Linked DNA regions of Homo sapiens: region 2 is linked to region 1. A link is an interaction called in ENCODE POLR2A ChIA-PET data of the cell type or tissue named here. Cell type or tissue: A673. All regions are shown on one strand. Links, peaks and the distances in the headings refer to the core of each region. The heading gives the core; the rest is flanking DNA.

What was found. Peaks named below come from ENCODE experiments on the same cell type or tissue, not always from the same donor. Only the 100,000 strongest peaks of a DNase experiment are listed, where the experiment ranks them.
Region 2: POLR2A ChIA-PET joins it to region 1 with 17 read pairs; 4 of 35 experiments call an interaction of 5 or more read pairs at or near these places.

Annotation. Positions count from the first base shown.
Region 1 is chr5:149,560,206-149,563,120 of GRCh38, forward strand. It overlaps a transcript of ARHGEF37 not described here. Among named protein-coding and RNA genes, the nearest start is that of CSNK1A1, 10 kb to the left of the region's middle. In A673, for the core only: no CTCF peak of the experiment used is centred there; DNase peaks (open chromatin) are centred at 1,206, 1,806 and 2,746; H3K4me3 peaks cover 1,058 bases; H3K27ac peaks cover 1,752 bases.
Region 2 is chr5:149,399,684-149,402,598 of GRCh38, forward strand. It overlaps a transcript of IL17B not described here. Among named protein-coding and RNA genes, the nearest start is that of CARMN, 5.7 kb to the right of the region's middle. RefSeq lists an enhancer at 84-253. In A673, for the core only: no CTCF peak of the experiment used is centred there; a DNase peak (open chromatin) is centred at 1,568.

The DNA.
Region 1 (2,915 bases), core at 291-2,790:
CCCAGGTTCAAGTGATTCACCTGCCTCAGCCTCCCAAGTAGTTGGGATTATAAGCATGCGCCACCACGCCCGACTAATTTTGTATTTTTAGTAGAGACGAGGTTCTCCATGATGGTCAGGCTGGTCTCGAACTCCCGACCTCAGGTGATCCGCCCACCTCTGCCTCTCAAAGTGCTGGAATTACAGGCGTGAGCCACCACACCTGGCCTATATTATTCTTAAAAATTATTTTGGGGTGGGAGAAGAGAAACCAAATTATCCCTTTAGTTGGGTATTTAAGGACAGGTTAAATTATGTCAGAAAATGTTATCCTGACCTTAGTCAGGAAATCTGATTTTAATTGTGACTCTACCTTAAATATTTTCCTGGACTTCAATGTTGTAATCTTTTAAAAGATGTCAGATTTTAAGATTGCTTTAAAAATATTGTGCTATTGGTTGGGTGCGGTGGCTCATGCCTGTAATCCCAACACTTTGGAGGGCGAGGGGGCAGATGACTTGAGCTTAGGAGTTTGAGACCAGCCTGGGCAATGTGGTAAAACCCTGTTTGTACTTTCAAAGAAAAAAAAAAATTGTGCCATTTATTGATGATGACTCCTATATTTTGAAGTAGAAAGAAGAAACTAACATACTCTTTGTCTTTTACAGCTTCTTAAAATTCAGATAAAATGTAAAATTCTGACAGGCAGATCTTGACTTGTGCTCTTTAATACTTAAATGTTAGGAAAATCAGATTCTCTAACCGCAAAACATACCAATAGATAGGTAGTTAGAAATTAGAAGATACTGGCCAGGTGCAGTGGCTCACGCCTGTAATCCCAGCACTTTGGGAGGCCAAAGCAGGTGGATCACAAGGTCAGGAGTTCGAGACCAGACTGGCCAACATGGTGAAACCCCTTCTCTACTAAAAATACAAAAATTTGCTGGGCGTGGTGGCAAGCACCTGTAGTCCCAGCTACTCGGGAGGCTGAGGCAGGAGAATTGCTTGAACCTGGGAGGCAGAGGTTGCAGTGAGCCGAGATCACGCCACTACACTACAGCCTGGGCAACAGAGCAAGACTCTGTCTCAAAAAAAAAAAAAAAAAAAAGGCAATAATTATACCTTACTTTTCAGTATAGCTTTCCCTGGGGGTGGGGGAGGGGCATTACTTAAGTGACCTCTGTAAATCTCTTTTAGTCTGAAAAGTCCTTGCATAGATTTTCATAAAGGGAAAACACAAAATGACTTTTACTCTTCAACGTAGTCTAATCCTTGGCAAAGAGTTACTGTGAAATAATGCCGGAGGCTTTAACTCGTTTGTCTGCAATGAACACTCTGCAGTGTAATATATGCAATGCCAGAGATATGTCCTGACAGGGAGGAAATTCAAGTCATCAATGTTCCATCTACTCATTGAAAACATTACTGATAAGGCCAGGACTTGAGAAGCACAAAAAAAGACTAAATGCTGCATTTCGCCTGTGTTTCCTATCCCACTCCCATTACCTTATTCTAATCAGTCTGTCCCGGCAATATTTAGATAATCAAATTGTATTTTAAATTTTCTATTTTAATCACAACAACCATTAATTCCTGGAAATGTGCTGTCATATGTGGCATTTTGGAATATTTGTGTTAGCTATTTTTATTTGGAAGAATTTTATAGTATTTTGGAGTTTCTGCAATTTCTATGTCCCTTTCTTTTCTCAGCCCCTGTTCTCTTCCTCTGCATTGTTCATTAGCAAGGGCATGAAACTGTGCTCCTCGTGACTCATTATTACTCACTATAGTAATCTAACTCTTCTTTGTGAGACTAAATTTGGAAGATGCTTGAGTTGCCATTCCTGAGGAGAGCTGGTCCTAAGAACACATCCTGTTAACTCTTAACTCTCCATGCTGATGCCAGGAAGCACTGATACTTATCACAGAAAATGAACTAACTGCTCCATTTCAGCCTGGCTAAGCCCAACACCACTGCAAAAAGACTTTCTGCAGTGAACAGAGCCAGGGCGCTGAGTAGGGAAAAAAAGAACTTTGGGCAAAAAAAGAACTTTGGGTTTTAGGGCCCTAATCCACAAAGCATAAAAAGTCAGTTTGTATTTATATGGCACTGTATAGTTCATAGAGTATTTTGTGATTCACTGACTTGTGTTTTTCCTGGCCAGTATAAGAGCTAGGTAACTGCAGCTATTGTATCCATCGTAGGTGTGAGGAAGCCAGAGCTTACCCAAGAACACCAGCTTTTATTTTTATTATTTTTATTTATTTATTTATTTATTTTTGAGACGGAGTCTCGCTCTGTCGCCCAGGCTGGAGTGCAGTGGCGCGATCTCGGCTCACTGCAAGCTCCCGGGTTCACGCTATCCTCCTGCCTCAACCTCCCGAGTAGCTGAGACTACAGGGCCCACCCGGCTACCACACCCGGCTAACTTTTTGTATTTTTAGTAGAGACAGGGTTTCACCGTGTTAGCCAGGATGGTCTTGATCTCCTGACCTCGTGATCCGCCCGCCTCGGCCTCCCAAAGCGCTGGGATTACAGGCGTGAGCCACCGCGCCCGGCCAAGAACACCAGCTTTTTGAGAAGGATTCCTTACATTCCACACCACTGTTCTATGATGTATGTCTGTTTACTTTTACAGGGAACATGTCCTGTCCAGAGCTTTCTGCCTGTTCTAGATCTGAATGGGGAGTAAAGTAGCAGAGATTACCTAAGTAGGCTTACATTTGACTTAAATCATCCCCCTCCCCCCTTGGCTCATTTACATAGTTCATCTGCAGCTCAATAAATCTCAATTCTGCCGCTTGGTGTTCCATCAGGGTCTGACTTCCAGTTGTGCCTGAATTCCCACAGTTTTGAGAGTCAGCACCCATCTTCATCGTGTCTGAATCTCAAACCCAGCAGTTCCTGGTGTGCTGTCCAGTTCCTTGATCCAGCT
Region 2 (2,915 bases), core at 130-2,629, 160 kb before region 1:
GTGGCTGTCACCCTGTGAGTTAATAATAGGGCCGGGACTCCCGCAGTCCTCACCTCCTGGTTTCTGAGGACAGTGTTGTTTCTAATACCCCAGGTGCATGTGCTCAGTGGCAGGAATTTTTGCCAGCTGCAAAATGACCAGGGTTGGGTGGCAGACAGAGGATGTTGGATTTAGGTCAGGGGTTTGGTGGATTGGTGCTGCATCCATTCCAACCTTCATTACTGCAGAGCCTTGTAAGCTAAAAACTACATTTCCCAGACTTCCAGTGGTTCTGGAGGGAGGTTACCTTCCTGCTTCTTCACAGTAGCTACTGGCAAGCACCCCTATATGGGTTTGTCCACATCAGTGGTCCCTTACACATGTTTAGGGTTGAACTATGTCCCCCCTCCCCAAATTTCTATGTTTAATTCCCAGTCCTCAACACCTCAGAATTTGACCTTATTTGGAAACAGGGTTGCCACAGATGTAATTAGTTAATATGAGGTCAGACTGGATTAGGGTGGGCCCCTAATCCAATATGACTTATAAAAAGAGTACCTTTGGAAACAGCACACACAGGGAAAACACCATGAGAAGATGAAAGCAGATATCAGGGCGATACATCTACAAGCCAAGAAAGGCCAAAGATTGCCAGCAAGCCGCTAGAATCTAGGAGGCCTGGAACAGATTCTCTCTCACAGCCTTAGAAGGAGCCAGTTCTGCTGACACTTATCTCGGACTTCTAGCCCCCAGAGCTGTGAGATAAATTCCCATCATTTAAGCCACCCTGTCTGGATGGAGTGTTTGGTTACAGCAGCCCTGCCTGACTGACACAACCGGTCGCTGGCTTTGTGGGTGTGGCAGAGGCAGGAGTGACCTCCTAACCCTGGACACAGCTGCAGCAGTGTATTCTTCACATGACAGTGGAGCTCCCCCTCCAGAGTCCACTGTAGTCAGAGTTATCCAGCTAAACAGAGCCAACGGGATATATAGAGACACAGAAGAGGAGAGTTATCTCGGAAATTGGCTTACATGATTATAAAGGCCAGCAAGTCCCACGTTTTGCCACCTGCAAGCTGGAGGACCAGGAAAGCTGCTGGTATGACTTAGTCCAGGTTCAAAGGGCTGGAGCCAGGGGTGCCACTGGTGTAAGTCCCAGAGTCCCAAGGAGCAAGAACCAGGAGCTCTGATGTCTGAAGCCAGAAGAAGACACATGTTCCAGCTCAAGAAGAGAGAATTCACCCCTCCTCCACCCTTTTGTTCTAGTCAGGCTCTCGATGGACTAGATGCTGCCCCTCTGCATTGGCAAAAAGCGATCTGCATTGAAAAGCCAATCTCTTCCAGAAACACACCAACAGACACATCCAGGAGCAATGCTTTACCAGCTATCTGGGCATCCCATAGCCCAATCAAATTGATACATAAAATTAACCATCACATCACTTCTGATGGCAGTAGAGGTAGCATCTGCCTTGACAGGACAATTTTGTGGTTTTCAAAGTCATTCCCAAGGGTCCTTTCTAGGGCCCACTTCTCTAATTTTCCTAATTGCATAAGCTTCCGATTCCCTGTAGTAAATCCCTTTCTGCTCAAATGAGCAGGAATAATTGCTTTCCTGCACATGGACCCTGACTGGTAAGACTTGATTAGACAATGGACACTGAATTAAATTTTCAATTTTTCACAGTTGCCATACATAAATTCTAAAACAAAGTAAGCTGTCAAGGTCTCGTGGTATGCCTTTTTAAAAGTGATAATTGGACTGGGCATGGTGGCTTATGCCTGTAATCCCAGCACTTTGGGAGGCTGAGGCGGGTGGATCACCTGAGGTCAGGAGTTCAAGACCAGCCTGGCCAACATGGTGAAACCCCATCTCTACTAACAGTACAAAACTAGCCGGGTGTGGCAGCACATCTCTACTAACAGTACAAAATTAGCCAGGTGTGGTAGCATATGCCTGTAATTCCAGCTACTTAGGGGGCTGAGGGAGGCTGAGGGAGGAGAATCACTTGAACCCAGGAGGCGGAAGTTACAGTGAGCCAAGATTGCACCACTGCACTCCAGCCTGGGTGACAGAGGAAGAAACCCTCTCAAATAAATAAATAAATGTGATAATTGCCTAAAAACAAGAAATGCTCAATGAAAATCAAGACAAAAATCAAATACAGAAAACTATAGTGAAGTAAGCCCAAATCACCCCAAATTCCCTCCACCCAGAGATAACTTCTCTTCTTATTTTGTTGAACGTTCTTTCACACATCGAACGGTGCATTTTACATGCACGGTCACATGTGTTACCCTGCACTGTTCAGGGTGCAATTAGTGTGGCCCGGTTTTCCTTGAAACTTCAAGTGTTCAAGCCCCATGTGCTGGTGATAGCAGGAAGTCCAGCATGCAGCCCAGCTGCTCTCTACAGGGTTTTCACTGCCTCCCTCTTACACACAGAGGGTTCCCGTACAGGCGTCTTGGAAGGAGGTGTCCAGACCCATGTGGTCTTGTATCAGTGCACTGACCATGGTGGAAGGACATGAATAACCGAGCAGGAGCTAATCTTGGTGAGTAATATTCGAGTTGTCAGTCAGGTTCACTACTCCCAAAGCAGCCACGGTAGTGGAAGACGGTGCTCCCCCTAGACCAGAGAAGGGCTCCAAGCCAACCACCCAGGGCCCTTCAATGCAAGCCTTTCCCACAAAGATTTGGGAGGACTGGGCTACACCATTGTTCCCCTTCCCATAACCATTCTTCCCTGGCGATCAACATAAAAGGTGTGTTACATCCTTCTCTCAGGACAATGAGTTAATTCACCCTCCCCTGCCATTCCCAAAGATACTACCTTTGGGCACTCCACAGTGACTTCCTGTCCTGGCCTATCTGTGAAGTAGATTAGGGAAGAGACAACACACAAATTCAACCTCCAGCAGGGCGCCTTGCTACTC